Linked DNA regions of Mus musculus: region 2 is linked to region 1. The links are chromatin loops, found by intact Hi-C in ENCODE. Cell type or tissue: heart. All regions are shown on one strand. Links, peaks and the distances in the headings refer to the core of each region. The heading gives the core; the rest is flanking DNA. Region 1 holds the start of Mir99ahg (Mir99a and Mirlet7c-1 host gene (non-protein coding)). Region 2 holds the start of Gm31495 (a long non-coding RNA gene).

Region 1 (11,494 bases), core at 4,340-6,839:
TGCTGTGTGTATATACATATATATATAAATATATATATATGTATATATATGTATATATGTACATATATATGTATATATATATATATATTCGTATATATAGCACATAATTTAAATAACCTAATAATTTAAGTAAGAGCCTAAAAAGGAAAAATATATAGGTATAGGCAAGAATATTCTGAAAAAAAACTGCAACATGTATTCTAACTCAAACAATTAGTAAGTGAGCATAAAAAATTCAAAGTTTTCACAAAGCAAAGAAAACGACAGTAGAACAGAAAGATAACCCATCATTTTGGAGAAAATCTTTACCACTTACTTTAGGCAAAGGGCTAATATCCAAAATTTACAAGGAACTGCAAAATGGAAACAAGAAAATAACAGGGCTGAAGAAACAATTGAACACACAGACAAAAACAAACAAACAAACAAACAAACAAACAAACGCAATGCCTGAGGTCACCTGAACATCTTTTGTTTTACTGAGACTTTCCGAGTAACATTCACTTACATTTGCCTGGATTCATGGGTAGTGTAAGAGCGTGCAGAGACAAAGAGCTGTTAAAGATGGAACCTGGTGTTCATTAGAAATTTCTTTAGCTATCATGAGTACGAATACAGAGTACAGTAGTCAAACTGGTTTGCTGTTCCACCTGCTGGTCTTCGTGACCAGTAGGTAGCCCTGGCTTTTGTTTATGCTTTGGTTGTCTTCCTTCTTCACACCTCATGCATAGCATGCCCAAGCACAGGATTCAGGACTCCCTAGGTTCATGCTTACAAAACCACTATGAGATAAGCAGTCCTATAATAATATATATGAGAAACAAATAGAAAGACAGAAGACTTTGCCTAAAGTGATATCATTAATGTCTGGGTAAGAATTTAAACTCATGCTCTGATTCTAAAGTCCATAGTTTAGGAAAATCTTGTCAAGATGGTGTCATAAGGACCCCTTTTAGCATACTGCTATAACAGAGATAATATACAATTAAAGTGATATTCAAAAACAGGCCAAAATATAAACTACAAATGATGTACAGTTCACCAACTGATGACTGACGCGAAGGAAGCAACTCTACATACTTTGAAGAAAACTAGACTGCATGGGGTCGTCACATTTATCTCACAATGTTCTACCAATACCCAGTGCCAGGTTTCTGATTGAAAACCGGGGCGGGGCGAGTGATATTATAGAATTTGAGTGACTGCAACCACTCCTATATCCTTAGCCAATGCATACACTGGACTTCCTTATTTGTTTTTTAATTATGCACATGTATTTGTGTCTATCTATGTAGGAGTATGTGAAGATGAGTGCAGTTGTTTCCTGGGGCCAGAAGAGGGCATTTCATGCTCCTAAACTGGAATTTCAGGTAGTTTTTAGCTCCCACATATGGGTACTTGTAGCTGAATTGTCCTCTGGAAGAGGAGCAAGGGCTCTTATCTGATGAGCCATCTTTTTTCCAACCCCCAGAAATCTCTTAAGGAACATTGAGAATGAGCCCTACCTTGCAGCCAGAACTTGTGTCAAAATGGTCATTAGCTACATCTAGGGTATGCTCATAACCCAAGATGGTGGGCTGGGACAGAACTTAGAAGCTAGCCATAATGCCTTATGGCTGTATAAAGGTCTACCGACACTGAGACATGTAACAATCTCTCTCATTTAACTTGATCCAACAAACCAAAACTCCCAAAATATAAGAGAATAATATTGAAAGGTTAGGGGCTGGGGAAGGGGCTCCTTAGTAAAACGCTTGTGAAAAACTTGACAATATCAGTTTGTATCCACAGCACTCAAATATAAAGTTGGGTACAGTGGCTTGTGAATGTAGTCTTAGCACTGGTGGAGGATTCTGGGGTTTGACTGCCCAAGACTCTAGATGGTTAGAAATCTCTAAGTTTATTAAGAGACTCTCTCAGAATATGTGGTAGGAAATAATACAGAGAGACACCCAATATTGTCCTCTAGCCTGCATGCACACACACGTAATCGCTTAAGTTACTTTAAAGGTTGTGAAATAGCAAAGCTACTTCATAATGACTTCAAATTAAGCATAATAGGACCCATAAAGAGACAGTATAATAGACAACAAATGTAAAGGCAGAATTAATAATGAAATAAACATTTCTCTTAGAAAAGAATCTATTTGAATCCTCCCTCGATAGAGATGTAAGTAAAACACACTTTATGAATTTTATATAGTGGACATAGTCAAAAAGGAATTAGAAAATGGGTCGGTATCTCTTAGTAATCTACTGGCACAAATCTTAGCAACCTGTGCAGCACAAATAGATATATAAAAGAAGATGGAAGAGACGTTCAGAATAATATATTATTAGAAAGTTTCATAAGGAGTTGAATGCTAATAGTAGGAGAAAGAAGAAAAGCCCTGAATTTTCTATTTCTTACAAAAGCCAATAATCTCACAGCTGAAGTAGCTATGAAGGTGAAGATCCAACAAACCAAAAATCCCAAAATATAAGAGAATAATATCGAAAGGTTAGGGGCTGGGGAAGGGGCTCTTTAGTAAAACGCTTGTGAAAAACTTGACAATATCAGTTTGTATCCACAGCACTCAAATATAAAGTTGGGTACAGTGGCTTGTGAATGTAGTCTTAGCACTGTTGGAGGTGTTCCTGCTCATCTTTCAGGTAAAGAAAAACAATAGGTACCACTGCTTTCAGGGAAAGGCCTTTGGGAATCCATAGTGTGGATGGGATAAATCTCCTTCCAAATAAATTCCAAAGACCAACTGAAATACAGATGCAGCGATGTGGTCCCATCCTGACCAGTGCAGATGCAGGCTCACTGCTACAGATGTCTACTGCTACAGGGGTCAAGAAGGAACCTGAGATGTAATGAGCATGAGATGTAAGCAGATCACAGAGGTGGATAACAACAGAGCACGTGCAGTTCACTCTGGAACCCTCTATGTGAACTCAAAGGTTCAAAGTTCAAATGAAAAGAAAAAAAGCGCACCCTGCTTTGCTGTACAGAAGGACAGTTAATCACCAACATGGGGGAAAAATGCGCCTGGCAAGTGATTCGTGAGAGCGTCTACAAGTTCCCTGTATCACCCTTTCCCTTTGTGAAGCTCAATTTCACCTTGTTTCATTTAGCAGTGTCAGAAGACATTTTATTTTCATTTTTCTGTATATATTTGTTGGATTCTTGTACAATTCTCTTCTGTCCAAGAATAAAATGAATTATGGCATCCGGAGAAGGGAGGAGCTGGCTGTAAGATGTTAAAAAGCATGTACATAAAACATGAATATATGCTTGTAGAGAATACGCATGCATGCACTCTTCATATAAATAAGAAATATGGCTGTAACATATTAGCTGTTAACATATAACCGTTTCCTCTTAGCTGGAGGAAAAAAAACTGAGCTCAAGGGAAGATTAGCACTTTCTTTTTAAAAAGATATGCACCTTCTTAAATACATAGAATTAAAATACTAGAGTTGATTTTAATTTTTAAAAGTTCTCTACAGTCCACTAGTAAGTAAGTATGACCAGCTATGATAACAGATCAACATTTAAGTTTAAACATTTAAATGCTATGCAGCACTTTCTATCTTTTGTTCCTTGCAATTCACCCACTTCCAGAGGGAACCACATTCTTTTGGAGGCCCTCTCTCTACCATGCTGACTTTCTGAGCTGTGCTTGAAAAAAATAGTAATAATGAAGTTGCCTTTTGTACTTCTAGTTTTTTAATTGGTTTGGAGGAAATAATAAGGAATGCATTTTTTTCCTCAATCATAATCTTCAGAAGGTCCATCTTTTTCATAAATCCTTAGCTACACCTTTGCTTTATTTATCAGGAGACGTACAAGGCTTTCAAAACAATACACACATTTTCTTGCTATTCACATCAACTTAACAAAAGGCCTTATGAAATATATTCCGGGTGCTTTGTGGGGAAAGAACACAATTTTTCAAAACATGTAAATGAAAAAAAAAAATCATTGGTTTTCTCTCTTAAAAGGAAAATCCCTTTCTGGCAGCAGGAACAAGCAGGAACTGTGTGGCCACAAGGACAAAGAGTGAACGTAACAGGTGGCAAGGACATAATGAACTTCGTTCTCTCAGGAAAGAATGCGGCTGCCATATTTTGCTTTGATAAGGCAGCTCAGGTCACATGACAGGACGAACTTGTCTTTCCTGTGCATAATCTCCGTTCAAAATGCAAACCTAGGGCTCAGGGCTGCCAGCGGTTAACAGGTTTCCATAAAGTTTGCAAAGGCAGCTAAGAAATGCTACAAAATTACCTCGGAAATGGAATCACATTCCGACACCCTTAAAGTCCCCTTCCCTTTCACTACAAATCTGCAGCTTCTCACTGGCTGCCTTTTGTTTGGTTTTTTGTTTGGTTTATTAATTTACTTTAACAAACAGAAGATTCCAGATAAAAGGAGTCTGTCCCCCATGTAAGTTCTGTGCTTTAAACAAGTAGACAAAACTGAATTGTCTCTCTGCTTTGGAAAATGTTTAAACGATGCTGAAGTAGACCTAAAACTTCATCAAATCAACAAATGGACCATAAAGATCCTCCATATTTTTTGATAACATCAATTGCAAATATTATGGTAGCAAAAACTGATTTTTCTAATGAGGTGAACATCAGAAAGTATATTTTAGCACTTACTATAAATGTGATTATGAACATGAGAGGTTGGAATAAGAAAAATAGGTCGCCTCGGCTCACATTCCTGGACATGCTGGCAAGCTAAGATTTTCTTTGAACAACAACAAAACATAGTTAAAACAGGACTTAGTTACGTTTAAACAAGGAATTATTCTCAACTTATACTGTAAGGTTTTTCGTTGAGCTTGGTTGGTTTTATTTTAGAAAACATGACCTTACTAACTTCTAAGGTATTTGCACTGAAACAAACAAACAAACAAACAAACAAAAACTGCTCTGCATTACTGCAACATGATTCTTCAAAAAGAAATGTGTGCAAAGTCGATAGCACACAACGTGAGCAAACAGGATCAGCAGGAACAAAAGAAGTTTGCACGCTGTTGCTCAAGGACTTTTAAAGAATCCTTCCCAGGGATAAGACACATAAACCACTGGGAAGGGACTTGGGAAATCAAAGCACACTTAGTTTTCAATGCATGAAGATGTACTTTCTTAACTATTTTATATTAAAAATAAGAGGGAGCAACAGCAATTCTCACTGGCTGGCTGGCTGGCTGCTAAACACGGGCCCTGACCCTTCTCCTGGCCAGGAATGCAAAGCTCTTTCCATAGGACTTATTCCTGAGATAAGGCACCAAATCATGAAGCCAGCGCCCAGTGACACAGAAGTTGGACTAAATGCAATGTTTACACATATCCTGACTCCCCCTTCTTCCTCATCCCAGCCACATTTGATTTGCCTAAATCAATATTGACTCTGGTTGCAGAAAAGCAGGACTTAAACAAAAGAAAATCTGGAAGAGAAAGAACAGACTGGACGCTACGAGTTTTTTTTTTTTCTCTCAGATTGCAAGTATCACGTGAAATGAAGCAGAGACAAAGCCACAGAGCTTCGGAATTTCTAAGTATTCTTGATGGCTTGTTTCTCCCCCCACCCCCCAAAAAGCAGAGCAGATTTCTTAACTTGTATTACAACCCAGAAAGAATATTTGAGCAACATCTTAAATCTGCACTCACCATGTGAAAGCAACAGTTGCGTGGAGTAAAAGTGTGTTATTTCTCCTGCCCCTGTTCCATTTCAGTTCTGACTATAGTTGTCCAACAACCAAAAGGCCGGAGCTGCCACCCAGAGGCCCCGTCCACGATCTGGTTCATTTGCCTGTCAGCCCGAGAGCTGGCTTCTGCCGGCTGCAGCTGTGCACTTTGCTGAAGTTCTAATATAAATCTCCATATGGTTCCCACCGCCTCACATAGGTGATCTGGCCTCTCGGTTCAATGAACGCGCAGCTGAACTCTTTTCCAGGTGAGTCTGTGAGAGCTAGCTTTGAAGTCGTCCACTCTCAAGTTCAGGAGTTCTTGGTGAGGAGTGGGTGGAGAGAAGCAGCCTTGCTCCGGGGAACTCAGGCTGCAGTCAGAATGCGAAAACTTCCTCTGTTTTCCTGCCTTGCGTGGCTGAGCGCTAGTGCCTCTTTTCACAGAACTTCGGAATGTACAGGCAGGACGCAAAAGGGGCCCTGCCAGACAAGCCTTTCTCAATCAATTAGCTTGCAGCCATTACTTGTGACCCGAGGTCACACAGCATAAGTGTGTGGGGTGTGCCTTCAGGGGTCCCAAGGCTACTTATTACAGCTTAGATAACCTAAGCCGAGCAGACACTGCATTCTAGAAATATTTTTTAATAGTAAATGTGCTAAAGATGTAAAGTAAACCGAAGGTAACCCCCTAGTGTTCTTTCTGAGTAGGTATTGCTTGACTCAGTGAATTTAAAACAATACTTTTTCACATTAAATCAAACAGCGTTCAGGACAGAATAGTAACATGTTTTCTTTATATTATGTGCCTGCAGATGTGGAAATGACAAAAGAGCTCATGTAGACACTCACATGATTACCAGCATACATATCCCTTGTATCACATGGCTAAGCATAGGCAGTAGTATGGTTTTCCTTGAGACTTTTAAAGAATTTTAATGTAAAATTAATTTTAATTAATTAATTTTGATGCAACTATCGACAAAGTTCTCCGTAGCTAAGGAACTGACCTCACTTTGAGGATACAGCCTAGCCTGCTAACCCCGGGTGAGATTCCATGCAAAATTAACTTCACGAATTCTCTTATTTTCAGAACTATATTAGTTACAATTTCCTCCAGTTCCGAAAAAGCGCTTCTTCATTTTAGTACATTTTTAACTGGGAATTCATAAGAAAAGCTATGACGTGCTAAGAAAAAAAAATGTAATATTGCAAAACTCTATCTGCGTTTTATGCATTACATCTTCGTAGTCTTCAAAAACACTTTACAAGGATAGGTATCATTATCAAATTTGTGACAAGGAAGTATCAAGTAATTGTACTTCAAAGCAAACCCTTTCTTTGAATGATCCAACCAAATTAAAATGCTCATGTTTCTACAGTGATTAGATTAGACACCCTCCCTCTCCCAGTAGCTGTCACTCAGAGATAGAGATAGATGCCCAACACTCCATCCTTCACCCTATTTACTAAGTAACTGCACAGGCATGCGAGGCCTGCCTGGGAAATTCCTTTAGATGCTGATCTTTCATCTGCCTCGACCATCTTCGAATTAGCAAAACTGAATTAGCTTTAATCAGCTGTTATCTGATATAAAACAAAACATAGACAAATTAAAATGAACAAATTATAAGATTAGCAGCTAAATAATGCTTTCTAATAGGTAGAGCAGACTTTTTGAAAGTACAGAAACAGAGAATATAAGTGGTAAAGTTAGCTCTGGGTGAGACTGAGTGCAGAAACTGGGGTTTCCACTTTCTCAAATGTGAAATATGCGTCATTGATTGGTCTGTATATCGCCTCTGAATAAGTTTTAGAAAACAAAAAATAAATAAATAAATAAAACATGTTTGAGATCTTTCTGTGACTCCCTCATGCCTGTTTTGTATACTGAAAGTGAGCATCACTAAAAAATAGACATTGAAAAATAGACATGGGAAAATGACCAACCTAGTTAGCGACTAACCTAGTTAGTGCTTGAAGGTTCCCAAGGCCACCGAGGTTGCTACACTTCATCACTACCCCAATACCCCGTGTTGTACATTCAGAGTTTTCTCAATCGCTTTATTCAAGATGAACAGCTAATTTAAGAGTCAACAAGGGCACCCAGCCTTATATTTTAGATGTCTACAGTCATCTACTTTCAAGATTTAGCCCCTATTGTAATGGAACATCAGTGTACATGAAATAAGGATTTCTTTCTAGCAAGTTCAGAAAGGTCACTAATAACCATGCACAGCATAAAACATACAACAGAAGTTGAACAGGCCTTGATGATTTCCCTGGCTATAAAGTAGTTTTTATGGCCAGTTTGTAGGTTTTTATGTGGCCATAGACCTTTCTGAATTACACACAGGTTATGAAAATAGTCCCCTCTGCTGAAGTCTGCTATTACTCGGCAATGATTACTACCCAGACACTATTAGAGAGAGTTTGTCATTTTGATTCACGTCAAGTCCCATCTTTACTTTGTAGAGGAAACGTTCGCTCCTCTAGATGTTTTCTGATGACTTGATCCAATGTAGCAGATCATGGGCTGCTCAATTCATTTAATTTGAAAATTATCTCCCCTGCCTAAATCATTTCACAGTGTATTTTGAGGTGCTAACTTAGAATACAGGATACAATTCACAAAGCTCAAGAAACTCAAGAAGGAGAAAGATCAAAGTGTGGATACTTCGGTCCTTCTTAGAAGGGGAAACAAAATACCCATGGAAGGAGTTACAGAGACAAAGTGTGGAGCAGAGACTGAAGGAAAGGCCATCCAGAGACTGTCCCACCTGGGAATCCATCCCATACACAGACACCAAACCAAGACCCTTGGATGCCAACAAGAGCTTGCTGACAGGAGCCTGATATAGCTGTCTCCTAAGAGACTCTGCCAATGCCTGACAAATACAGAAGTGGATGCTCACAGACATCCACTGGACAGAGCTCAGGGTCCTTCCTAATGAAGGAGCTAGAGAAAGTACCCAAGGAGCTGAAGGGGTTTGTAGCCCTTAGGAGGAACAACAATATGAACTAACCAGTACCCCCAGAGCTCCCAGGGACTAAACCATCAACTAAAGAGTACACATGGAGGGACACATGGCTCCAGCTGCATATGTATCAGAGGATGATCTAGTTGGTCATCAGTGGGAGGAGAGGCCCTTGGTCCTGTGAAAGCTTGATGCCCCAGTGTAGGGGAATGCCAAGGCCAGGAAGCAGAAGTGGGTGGGTTGGTGGGGGGTGGGGAGTAGGGGGTTTTCAGAGGGAAAACCAGGAAAGAGGACAACATTTGAAATGTAAAAAATAAAATATCTAATAAAAATTTTTTTAAATTATCTAAATTGCCTAAATCATTTAACAGTGCAAAAATTGCTATATGTATTTAAAGGTGCTAACTTAGAACACATTTTTAAAAATTAAAAATTCATTCCAATTATCGATTTAAACTCTTAAGTTTCAATATGCTAATATTAAATTATGCAGGTATAATTAAAAGGAATTATATAACAAGATATTAATCATAAAGTTACATGTTAATATTTTTATATCAATTACAGTATGTATCTATACATACTGTCCTTCACAATATGCAATGTTTGGAAGAAGGTCACTTTTTCATGGAAGAAAAAGAAATCCATAGAATAAATTTCTAGGAGCTGAGGGTGTAGCTCCATAGTGGAAAGCTTATTTGATATAAACAAAGCTCTTGGTTTGATTCTAGCCTACAAAAATCAGAAATTTCCCACTTTTCATGACAATTTATGAGCAGTCCAGAATCATTAGTCAAACTCAGACAACATTTGGTTAAAATATCTATAGAAAAAAATAGAGCAGGCAAAAATCCCAAATGCAAAGATGAATTTAATATTCTCATTGTTAGTCTTAGTTTTTAAATTTTATTTGTTTCTGCAGTACTGGGGATCAAACCCATAACATTGGTTCTTTACCAGTGAGCTATATACTAGCCTCTGCCACTCATGTGAAATTGATAATAAATTGATAATGTTACACTATGAAAACCAGTGGGGTATCTAGCCTATGAATCCAAATTCAAGAAAGCTGTTGTACATTTCTTGATAAATGTCAATAGTGTCATATATTAAGGAGCTTCAGTTCTTTGTACTGCGAAACAAAGTTGGGTTCACAGGATGCGTACATGAGGGACCATATATACTTCTCAGTCTCGCTCTGGGGTGTACTTAGCGGTGTCTCAGCTAACAGAACCATCGTAAGATAACTGAACCAGCTAGAAGTTGGTTATAGGGGCACAGCACATGATGTGTGATTGTAATCATAATATTAGACAAAGCCAATCTAATCCAGAGTCAAGCAAATAGAGAACAAATATAAAGTAAAGCCCCTGTATAACATTGCAAAAAAAATGGGGTATGAGCATTATCAGAAGGATAACAGTAAATAGAAAACTCATCAACTGAACAGATGAAAACAGGGATTTTAATATTCATGAAGACATGTAACCCACTCAATAGGGAAATTTAAAGGTCGTGGTTTAAAAAGAAAAGAACAAAGTCTGGGCCAGTGAGATGGCTCAGTGGGTAAATGTGCTGGCTATGAGGCCTGATGACCTGAGTTCAATCCACAGAACCTATATAGTGTTGGAAGCAAAGGGCTTGCTCTATAGAGTTGGATTATAACCTACTCAAATTGGCTACACTATTCAAGTATCCAAACAAAGCTCTCTCTCTCTCTCTCTCTCTCTCTCTCTCTCTCTCTCTCTCTCTCTCTCTCTCACACACACACACACACACACACACACACACACACACAACATGGTAGGCTTTTACAGGTGCTCAATAATAATAATAATAATGATAATAATAATAATATATTTAAAAAATACATACAATAAAACAAGATAATTGGATGCAATATACCAAAAAATATTGCCTGGGTGATGTTCTTTAAAGATATTAGGACAGGAAAACAAAATAAAGAAGTAAATATGTGGAAAGAGGACAAACAAGATGTACTTGCATAATTAAAGTGACTACAATCAAAGTAGAATTACAAGATGTAAACAATACCTAAGTAAAAGCAGAAAAAAAAAAAACCTAAAGATATTTTATAGTTCCAGGTTTAAAATAGTCATCTTTTAGAAGGTATCAAAATTAACAAATGCTATCAAAATATTTATGTTAATAAATGTTCACTTGTACTGGTTTAAATTAAGGAGAGCATCCTTAAGAAAAGGTAAACTACTAAAACGTTCAGAAGAAATACAAAACTTTAAATGGAAAGGTAACTTGATCTCATATGTGAGTACTTTTACTTTTCTCCCTCTTGGGTGCATTTGTGAAAAGCTGATGATTTTTGTTACGCGGTTTAGAGTCTTAACACCTGGGGGGGGCTTCTTTAGTACACTTGTCCTGAGAAATTTACTCTGTAGGTGCTTCACTTGAAATTTCTTCTTACTTATTTTTTTTTATTGTAGTGTGTGTGTTATTGTAGTGGGGTGTGTGTGTGTGTGTGTGTGTGTGTGTGTGTGTGTGTGTGTTTTGCCTTTGCCTTTGTTTTACACACAGGGTGTCATGTTAACCTTGAACAGAGAACCAAGTTGGCCTGGAACACATTATGTAGTTGAGGGTAGTTTTGAACCTGTGATTTGCCTGCTTCCAACTCCCTTCTTTTCCTGTTGCTAGGCTTTCAGGTGAACACCACATCTGGTTTATGTAGTGTTGGAGATCAACCCAGGGCTTGTAGCATGTTGGGCCAGCATGCTATCAACTGCACTGCATCACTAGCCCAACTCAACTTCTAAAAGATATATATATATTTTTTTAAGTTTTATTTACGCACTTATGTGT
Region 2 (11,494 bases), core at 4,198-6,697, 830 kb before region 1:
ATTATAAATCATGTATCTAACACAGCTAGCCATTGTTTTTATAATAAAAGCATCTAATACCCACTTTCATCAATTTCACATGCATGATATATTATTAACTCTAAATGTCATATTTTACAACGTGTTTTCAGACCTCATTTATCTCATTGCAGACTTTTCTTTAAATCTCTTTTATGAGAACTCTTCCATTTCCTTTAGCATACAACCCTTTTAAGTGCCTTTCTAGTCTGCTTCTCTAAGTTCACCTTCTTTATTTTACTTACAGTATCTCCTACATTTAACTGTGTTGGTGCAATAAGCCTTGTTGTTGCCAGCTCAGTTTCCTGTTTTTCTTTTGAGTTTACAATTTTCCATCACACGAATACTCATGCCCTCATGCAAGCTTCTGATTATCTCTTTGATAGATATCTTGGTTATTTCTAGAACTTGCTATTGCAAGCAATGCTGCTGTGAACATATAACTGCAAATATCTCTTAGTAATTTTGCAGCTGTGCATAAAGTAGAACCACAGGCTTTGATCATTCATTTAGCTAATAATGTGGTATGCATTGATGTTTTTTTCCTTCTCTGAAACCCTTACACTGCAGGAACCAATCGCACCTTCAGTGGTGCCAATCCTTTACGTGTAGTGTTGAATTTGGTTTGTTAATACGTTTTGGTTTTTTTTTTTTTGGTTTTTTCGAGACAGGGTTTCTCTGTGTTGCCCTGGCTGTCCTGGAACTCACTCTGTAGACCAGGCTGGCCTCGAACTCAGAAATCCGCCTGCCTCTGCCTCCTGAGTACTGGGATTAAAGGCGTGTGCCACCTCGCCCGTCGTGTTAATACGTTTTTGAGGTGTTTTACATTGATGCTCATAAAGACTTGGTCTGGAGTGTTTTTCCCCTTCTTTTTGTATTGTTTTTCTCTGACTGTGGTATTACAACTACACACTGTAGACTGAGCAGGAATGTACTACACTTTGATCATCATCCTTAGATGTCATTATCTACCCTCTCCATCTTTAGCTTCTTCCCCATCTCTAACACTCACCGATTATGGTGGTTTAAATAAGAAATGTCCCTTCTAGGCTCATGTATTTGAACATGTGTTACCTAGTTATGTCATTGTGTAGGGAGTTTATGAACTTTTTAAAAGGTGGAGCCTTGCTGGTTGAAGGTGAAGTTTATTACTGGGGTGAGCAGTAAGGGTTTATAGCCTTGACACACTTCTTGTTCTGTGCTTCTCTACTTCCTGCATATAGATGTAACATGACCAGCTAGCTTCCTGTTCCTTTTGCCCTGCCTCTGGACTCTACCTCTGGAACCACAAGCTAAAATAAACCCTTTCTTCCTTAAGTTGCTTTTGATGATGCTATGTTATCACAGCAATAGAAGAGTAATAGATATACTTTTTGACTTGAATGTCCTGTTTCCTTCATCCTTAATTTCCATACACATGAGAACGAGAGAAAACATATATCTATTTTTGTAAATCTTGTTTATTTTGTTTACTATGATGAGCCATCCATATTCAAACAAGAGAAATCATTTTCTTCTTTATGGACGAATACGACTCTAGAATTAATCATATTTTCTTTGATCATATGCTGATAGGTTGATTCATGAACTGGAAATTGTCAATAGTAATGATACACATAGGTGTTCATCTATCTCTATAGTAAGCTGATTATATCTTAATTATAAGCATAGAAGACCTATTCTAGTCTAATATAATAGTTTATAAGAGATCTTTATAATGATTTCTACAATAGAAGCACTACTTTGCCTTCTGCTACAGTGCTAAGGGTTTCCTTCCCTGCATCCTTGCCAGTTTCTTTTCTTTGTTTGTTTTTGTATTTGTTTTTTTCCTGAATGGTAGCTGTTTTGACTGGAATGAAAGGGGATTTCAGTATAAATTTAATTTTTATTTTTCTGATGACTAAAGATGTACTTTTAAGAACATTTCCTGTATATTTATACATTTATTTGTTAGTTATTTCACCCACTTATTGATCCAATTATTTATTATTTTGGTGCTTATTATTATTATTAGTTTTTTTATATGTCTTGGTTATTATTTCCCTCTCAGATGCATAGCTAGAAAAATTTCTCTTCCATTATGTAGGGTTATTCTTTACTCTGGTGATTGATTCGTATGCTGAACACATTTCAACTTGCTGCTTTCCTATTCGTCAACGAATGTTGTTTCTTGAGCCAACCGACTGCCTTACAGGAAGTTTCAGTCTATGTTCATACATTGCAGTGTTTTTCTCTAGCGGTCTCAGACCTTACTTAAGGCCCTCAGTGTAATTTGAATTGATTCTATTTTAATCAAGGTGAGAGATAGGGATGTAATTACATTGTACTGTATGCGAATATACAGTTTCTACAACACCATTTGTTGAGGAGGCTGTCTCTTTTCCAACGTATGTTCCTGGAAGGTTTGTTGAGAATAATGCCACTGTAGCTGCATAAGCTTATTTCTGGGCTCTCTATTCATCTTAGTCAGGATTTCTATTCCTGTACAAAACAACATGACCAAGAAGCAAGTTGGGGAGGAAAGGGTTTATTCAGCTTACACTTCTACATTGCTGTTTGTCACCAAAGGAAGTCAGGTTTGGAACTCAAGTAGGTCAGGAAGTAGGAGCTGATACAGAGGCCATGGAAGGATGTTTCTTACAGGCTTGCTTCCCCTGGCTTGCTTAGCTTGCTTTCTTATAGAACCCAGGACTACTGGGCCAGGGATAGCACCACTCACAATGGGTTGGGCCCTCCTGCCTTGATCACAAATTGAGAAAATGCCTTACAGCTGATCTCATGGAGGCATTTCCTCAAGGGAGGCTCCTTTCTCTGTGATAACTCCAGCTTGTGTGGAGGTGACACACAAAACCAGCCAGTACACTGTTTTTTAATTCTACTTATCTGTACATCTATTTTTATGCTGGCAGCACGATGATTTTGCTGGTATGACTCTGTATATTAATTTGGAATCTGATATTATGATACCTGTAGTACTGGCCATTCTGCTTAGAGGTTTTTGTTTGTTTGTTTGTTTGTTTGTTTGTTTGTTTGTTTTTGACTAGTCAGCATCTTTCACATATCTATGTGAATTCTAGGATTGCCTCTATACTACAAAGAACATCTTCAGACTTTTGAAGTCTTGAACTTACTTTATCTCATTTATTTGTCTCCATTTGGAGACAATTGGTCAATTTTAAAACTAGACTTCTAAATTTTGCCTAATATTTAAACCATTTTGATATCCTTGAAATTGCATCAACAAAGAGTTTGATTTTTAGAGCAGCCATACTACCAGATCGATTGCATTTCTTTCTGCATTGCAATTTACACCTTTGGGTTGGATACCTGTCCAGTTTTATACCCTTTTATGAAAGGGTTTTCCTATTGAGACACATTCCCTAGTAATTTTAATTGCCACTGCCACTTATAAGAGAAAAAGACTCCAGCAATAACAACTCCTCTAGAAACAAACTAGATATTTGAAAACAGTAGAGTAAATGGTTGGAAATTAAAAACTACGTCCTCCTCTAGGATAGTAAAGGAAGGCTCTAAGATACAGGATAAACTGAGCATGTAAAAATTAGTAAGGACAATGGGGTTGGTAATTCATAAAAAAAAATGCAGGGATCGGAAAAATAAAGGTTGTAAGATAGGAAAGATCCCGGATGATGCTATGAGAACTTCAGTGAGGAGTAGTGATGGTTGGTTTTCATGGCAACTGCCATGAACTGGAATAATCTGAATAGGGATCCTCAACTGAAGATTTGTCCTGATTGCCTTAATTGATGTGAGAGGACTCATCCTGAGTGAGGGGCAGCATGTTCTGCTAGCACCCAGATAAAAAGGGCATGGTAGAAAGATTATCCTTCCTTTGAGAGATTGGCCTTCTGTGTTGTTTCTGCTCATTCCTTCAATGGTATCAGCACCAGAGTTTCCAGGCTTCCATTGTTGACTAAGGACTGGCAGCTCTCCAGGGAACTTCCATGTTTCCTCACCACACTGGGACTGCTTCATGGACTAACCAACTGTTGGGTTGTTGGTCTCTGCGGTGTGAGACTGTGGGAGTGCTCCAACTGCTGAGGTACTGAGTATCAAGGACTTAGCAACTACTAGGTTTTCAGAATCCCAGGTGTAACAACTGTATTATTATTTCAATGTAAGCTGATATAGTAAGTATATATTCATCCTACAAACTCTGCAGACTCTGTCCTCTAGTGAATCCTGATTAATATACAAGGAAGATCAAAATAAGACAGGAGTAGAACTGAACAAAACAATACAAAATGCTGAGTGAGAATTTCCTCTCTGAGTAGATAAAGGAGATGTAATTTTATAGTTTATTGTGTGTGTTTCTATGTGTGCGCCCATTTGTATGTATGTGTGCGTGTGTTCGTATGTGTGCGTGTGTGTGTGCTGTGTATATGTTTATAGATGTGTGGGTGTGTGTTTGTATGCATATGCGTGTGTGAGTTTGCAGTTGTGTATGTTTGTATGCATGTGTGTTTGTGGTGTGTGAGTTTGTGTGTGTAATGTGTTTTGACATATTTCTTTTGAAGTGCCAACAGGTACACCATAAAAGGAGTTGAGACCGGTTCTACTTTTCCTACTAGAGTGTGTCAGTCACTACAACCAATTCTTGGCTGCATTCCTGTCACTGTTGCCTAGATCAAGTTCCAGGGATGTAGGGAGTATAGGAACTTCTCTCCAGCGGCTCTGACAGCTGAGCCTATGGATGATTGGTTGACTACTCCTTCACACCACAGGCATTGGCCAGCACTTGTGCATATGGGAAAGTAAGCAGAGGTTGTATTTCCCCACCAAATTCTTTTGGTTGATAACTTAGAAAGTCGTCAAACAAAAAGCAATTTCTACAGAGTCAAACTGGATAGTTGATGAAGAACAGAAGTGTAGTTCTCACAAATTTGTTGACTGAGACATTCAAGATCAGCGTGTCAACATGTGTGGTTCAGTAAGAGCCATTTTGCTGCATCTTCATGTGGTAGGAGGAGATAGGAGCACACCACCTCCATAGTGTTCTTTCAGTGACAATTGTCTTGCTTGTCTTCCATTAGGGTCCAGCTCTAAACATGTTACCCTTCCAATACCAGTTTCAGAGAGGAAAATGTCTTCAGAGAGTAATGCTTACCCATCTCAACTGTGTAACAGAGCCATGGAACAGGATGCAAACCAAGCATTCCCAAGCCTCTCTGGATAACAGGATAGATGTTTGTGATGTCTTTTCTGCTTTCTCCATGACATTTTAGTCGTATGGCCTAAATGACCCCACCAGCAGAATACATAGACTGACTTGCAAACAGAAGTGTTTGAAGTCTTTGAAAAGCTGATCTGATACACCTTTGTGGTTCAAGAATACACTAGTAGTTTGATGGGGTGCACGGGGTGTGTGATACTTTATACTTTATATTTTACCGTGATGCCAGATGAAATGCAATTGTCTCTGGTACAGTAGCTTCAGGGGAGCTCTATGAAAACATCATGCATATTCTGAAAAGAGAGGAGGCCTTTTGGTTTTGAAATTCATGATCAGGTTTCCTCTCATTGCATAATTCCTGTGAGGATTCAGTGGAAGGAAGCATACATAATTAAGAGGAGCTCAAGCCGAACCAATATCCCTTTATTTAGGTACAAAGAAATTTCATTGAAACAATGGAATTGAAGTGGAAATGTGTTTGAAGCAGTTGTAGTTATAATTGCTTCCACTAAGGTGTGCTAGATCTCTAACTATTATCCACATGCCTCTTGTGTTACTAGATGCTGAACAGTGAATTCAGTGCTCACTGCCTTCCCCAGCCTGGCAAGCTCTCTTGCAGCGCTTTCTTTTGATCAATGTACTGCACACGAATTCATCTAAAAACACAAAGGAAGACAAGACGAGCATTTAAAAATGTCAAAGGAAAAGAATAGTCGGACATTGAGGGAGTGATTTTAATAAACAGGATCTGATATTGGTTTTAATTTTGTGAAAATAATTCAGTCTGTCGGGAAATTCTTGAAGGCTAACCCGATAGAGGGAATTTTTTTCCAGGCATTTCTTTCTTTTAACAAAACTCATTAAAGTCTTATTATTATGTACAAGAAATGGTACAGATGTCAGCACTCTTTGCTTTAATAGCATATCTATATGACTCCCCAGCTAACCTGCCATGTTTTAAGTCTCTCAAGGTTCCTGAGATCATCTCATGGAATCTGAATAATAATACAACAGAGTAGTTCTTATAGAAATGCCCCAGGTCAGAGGAGACAGAGGCCATGATGTTTGTGTTGACAAACTTTTGTTGAGTAGAAAGAAAAATTAATTCTTCATTTGCAGGACTGAACTTAGTTTTCCAAGTATTAAATTCACCAACCAGAAACTTATCAACTGGGCATACATTTCTATGTATTTAATAATTAATCAATGATAGATTAAAAGATTTTCCAGGAGAATATACCAACTTTCAGATAGTCTCATTCTGTGTGTTCCATAGAGGCTTCTCCACATCTGCCTTACTCTGGCAACACATTTTTACATGCAAATACTTCTTTTGGTCATACAGTTACATTTGGGATTTAGTTTACATTCTTTTCTTTATTATGTTGTGTTTTCAGTTAAAAAAGGGATCTCACTGCCCTCTTTCCAGTCGGCATGATGATTGCAAGGTCTGGAGCTTATCTTGGTCATAATTTGATTCCAAGATTTTAGTTACATTGACGAATCATTGTGACCAATGGTTATTTGAGTAAAACTTAAAATATTAGCTCCACATGTAAATTATCCTCAAAGAAAACCCTTGAAAACTATGGACAGTGATAAGTGGACAAACAATAGTTTACATTCTGCTTTTAACATCTGGAAATGAGCTGATAAGTAAATGTGTAGTCAGAAATTATCTTTAAAATGACAATTTTATTAGACTGAACTAAACATTTTCCATTAAGTGATGTTTTTCAAAGAAACAGTTGTATTTTCTTAACTTTATATCACTATAAAATTTTCCTTCTACACTGAGACCAAATTTCATATTTATAAAAAATCTTTTTGGCTATAATAAGGCTCCTTTTATTTGTAGGAACTTCTAAGATAATTATAACGAGTATGTAATAAGATAAGTTTGTTTTTATAGATAGAAAGTTTCATTTGAGGATTCAGGAAAAATAGCGTGTATTTCTATTTTCCCATATAATTATTATGTTAACAAGTTGGAGAAATATAAAATAGCATCTATGGTCTCACTGATATATGTTGTTTAAATAGTAGTAGAATAATCAGGAAGCAATTTAGTATAGTAAAAATTTTACATTATTAACCTAGAAAGCCCTTTTGTTAGTGAAATAATTTAGGATGATTTATTGTAGCAATTGTCTCCATAATTATCACTTGCTAAATAATAGTTATTTCCTAAAACCTTAAATGAGGGAGTAAGATTCATTAAGCCTGATTTGAATGCATCCAGAGGTGGAAAGAAATATTTTGTTTGACAAAATAGAAACCCAGAGGAATTATTATCCACTGGAATAGAAATATAAAACAAATAGAAGTCCGTACACCTGGTATGAACTCTGGGTTGACGTTCTACAGAGTGAATGTTGACTATCGCATGGAGTTGAAAGCAAAGGGGAGAAAGTCTGAGTCATGTGGAAAAGTTTTGAACACACCAATTACTTCTGAAAGGGATACAAAGGAAACGGAACATCCTTGGCCCTGAGAAGAGCAGCAGGATTGGTGAGTAGGAAACACAGGTCAAGCTGCGGGCAGCTGAGGGGAGTTCAGATGTGTTTAACTTGCCTTACGGTGCCGCATTTCTTCTGGCTAAGTTTAGATGCAGGGCATTAATAAATGAGGGTTTCCTTTTTTATCTAAAAAGAGAAAAAGCATGTTTGGGGTTTAATTAGAAGTATAGAAGTTCTTCAAGAAATATTTAGACCAGTTGATGCTCAATATTTATTTAATATGAAAAATAAAGAAGAGAAGAAAAAAATGTATCACTTTTTTTTTTTTTTTTGATGAGTGAAGCCAGACCTATACTCTAAGACTGCTTTTACAGGAACATTTCAAACAAATAGAATTAATGTGAACTCAACAGACAATTCTGGGGTAGGAATATCCATATATTACAGCAAACAGTTAATATTGGAATGTTTACTTTTCTTTTCCTTGATTAACTGAGGTAGGTTACAAGTCGTGAATAGATTAAAATTGCTGCTTATCTTATGGCTTTTCAATGTCAAAATTATAGGAGGAGGCCATCCTAAGTCATAAACCCACTTATGACTTTGCTCCAAAGCTGTTTTATTACTGAAATCAGAAATTGTAAATACATTTTCATGCAGAAGTAGATAGATTTGGTCATCTGGAGGCCTTGAAGCTAAGGGGGGCAGGGGCTAAGTAAATGTACAAAACCCAGCCAGGGAGGTTCTGCAAGCCAGAACACAGAGCCCCTCCGAAAGTCAGAGGGAAACATTTATTACACACTTTTATGGGTATCATTTTAAATTAATTTTATTTAAGTAAGAGAGAAGTAAATTACACCCATCAAAGTTAAATGTGGAAAGATGAAACTTCCAAACTGTTGGTGGGTGTTAGGCTAGGGGAGGTGGGATTGTGATGTCAAGACTTTAGAAAATGAGGCTCAATTACCCTGAGAGAAATAAACTTTCACAGATTCAGGATCATAAAAAAAAAAAAAAACCCAAACCAAACCAAACCAAAACATGAATTATAACACTTCAGAAATGGGAACAGTAAGATATGTCCAATGGCTGGAGAAATAAGATATCTGCAAATTTAGCTCTATGATTTTTTGTAGTAAAAGTCAATTATTTGTCATGTGTATAGAGAAATTATATCAGTGCCTGTTTGAGAAGCAATTTACTTTTACTATGTTTCCAGGAATCCATGAGAGAGTCATGATTGATTAATAGTTTATTACCTAACATGATTAATAGTTTATTACCTAACATTAACCTCAGTGTTTCCTTTAAAATGCAAACTCCCAAGGAGGTCACATGCTACACCGACTCACTATTACTCACAAATAGTAACTTTCTCATAGCCATTAGTAGGGTGAGGAGTTAATACTGTCAGGACTGCATTGTAGAACCAGTTAAAGGATGGTTTATAGTAAATATCTCTTCATCAGCTTTTACTAGCTCTAGTTACGTGAATTTAACTATTCTGAAGAACAAAATGGGCATGTGTTACTACTGTAGAAGGTTATTTAATAGAAACCACTAAATGACAACTAAATTGTATATTTAGATCCTGGGCACCCTGAAAGGTGTTTATGGCTATCAACTTAGTGTTTATGATCCATGCTGCTAATAAACCTCTTTCAAGAAGCGAAGATAGAGGATATTTTTTATGTAGATTAAGTTGACTATATTACTTGATTCAGGGAAGCAAAAACAAAAAACAAAAAACAAAAAACAAAACAAAAAAACCCAACAACAAATAAATCTCTTTTTAAAGAAAAATAACAGTAAGTCTGGAGCGACAGCACAGTGGATAAAGGCACTTGCTCTTCTTACAGAGAACCCATGTTCAGTTCCCAGCATGTATGGCAGTTGCAAACATCTCTAACTCCAGTTTCCGGGTACCTTATGCCTTCTGGTCTCCATGGGTGCTAGGTATGCATGTAGTGCACACTTGCACACATGCAGGTAAAATACTCATACACATAAAATTGCATAAGGGAGGTTCTGATTTGTCCTTTGGTTTGACAGTAAAGCAAGGTGAGAATAATTGGTGTTTATTTATGAAATGGACTCCAATATACCAGCAATGAACAGGCGTTGTTTTGGGTAATGGATGAGCCATATCAATAAAAATGTTTTAACTTTCTCATACTATATTTATTGTCTCATTCTTTGAATGGCTGGTTGTTCACTTTATTCATATTTTAATCATTACCAGGAAAAAAAGAGAAACCTTTCTGTAGCAGAAAATTTCTTCACATAAGTTGTTTCTTATCATTCTTTTTAACTTTTAAAGAATTAATATACAAATAAAAAATTGTGTTAAAAGGCTAAGCTTGCTCCATAACTCAATAGCAAATTTACGACAGGTTGAGATATGGCGAACTTTGTTGGCAAGACTGAAAACATACTCCACATTCATTGCTAGCCACCAGTAATACCTTCATATTTAACTTTTGTCATTGGGATCATGTGACATATGTAAAAGAAGACAAATGTCAACTTTAATGAGCTAGGTCTTTCACTTCCCTTCTGACTCTTTTCTTGACACGAGTTTGAAATTGCTGGGCCCATCATTTCTTTGCTGTGATCTCAGAGGACAAACTTGCTAGCTTGTCCTTAAGGTGCCCTGCCCTGACATTTTTAAAGCATATTGGTGTGTTTCCTCTGTTTGGTCTTTGTTAGGGATGTTTAATATCCCTGAGAAGCCTTCACAATGGTCATCTGTTTCTAGTTTATATAATAATAATAATAAAAAAAGGACCATCCTCTGCTTACAGAAGGCAAGATGTGTTTCTTACTTTAATTAGTCAGTGGGGAAATCCTGCTTTGTGACAAATCTTTTTCTCTTTGCTGAATATAGTTTTTGTTTTCTTGTACTTTCTGCCCTGTGTCTGCATCGTGAGATATTTTATTTTGGTTGCAGCATAAGATAGATTGTAATAGAGAGCTGAACAGGTTATTTTCTGGACTTTTCTAGCTTATATCTTAAGTAGCATAAAACAGCAGACTCCTAAACATGGGTAGAATATAGTATATATGTGCAAATATTCATCTTAACTATGCAAAATAATTACAAAAATGAGAGGAGAGAAATCGCTGAATGTATAGAAGAGAAAGATCCAGAAGAGTGCTATATGATGTAAAACCTTATCAACTGGTTGTCAGTATGATAATTAAACTTAGCTAGTCAAGTAGGAACAAAAATTCAATTTCTTATCAATAATAGGGCTAGTTCTTTTAAAATGAATATAGCTATACATTCAAGCCAACCAAGGAGCTCTCACCCAATACAAACTTGCAACAGATAATTTTAATCTTAACTGTCTGTGCCTCCTTTTAAAAACTTTCCAGTGAAACTTTAGTCAAGAATATAATATAAAGCAACATAGTTTTCTCCTTTTAGTAAGTCTTGAGCATAAATACACATTTTTCTAATATCTTGATATGAAGCAACAATGATATAACATTTTAATGGCTAAGTTAGATTTTTGATTTTACCCTTTGGCAAGGATAATTTTCATAAATGACTAAAACTCTCAATTTGCATTCAAGTATTAACACAGATGTAGCCCAAGCTTCAAGTTTCCAGTACTGATACTCTGTAATTGATGAGTGTTACATTTAAAAGTCAATTTAATGTACTGTTTGTTATCTTGTTTTGTTTAGCAGATTAATTTTTTAGAATCACATTTTTTTTGGTAAATATGTGTGTATGCGTGCACTATATTTGCTTGTTTGTTTCCACTCTGAATCTTACAATTTTCTTTTAGGTTTTCTAGGTAGGATTTCGGATGAA

The links. Hi-C counts contacts between places; a loop is a spot of excess contacts. Peaks named below come from ENCODE experiments on the same cell type or tissue, not always from the same donor. Only the 100,000 strongest peaks of a DNase experiment are listed, where the experiment ranks them.
Region 2: a loop joins it to region 1, with 9 times the contacts of the local background. A loop is called at or near these places in 2 of 42 quality-filtered maps.

Annotation. Positions count from the first base shown.
Region 1 is chr16:77,323,852-77,335,345 of GRCm38, reverse strand. Mir99ahg (Mir99a and Mirlet7c-1 host gene (non-protein coding)) reads right to left here and starts at 6,018. Exons shown (of 5, transcript NR_015543.3): 1 at 5,668-6,018. In heart, for the core only: a CTCF peak has its summit at 5,786; DNase peaks (open chromatin) are centred at 5,305 and 6,005; H3K4me3 peaks cover 2,371 bases; H3K27ac peaks cover 2,500 bases.
Region 2 is chr16:78,151,000-78,162,493 of GRCm38, reverse strand. Gm31495 (a long non-coding RNA gene) reads left to right here and starts at 7,554. Exons shown (of 3, transcript XR_876180.1): 1 at 7,554-7,723. In heart, for the core only: a CTCF peak has its summit at 5,712; no DNase peak of the experiment used is centred there.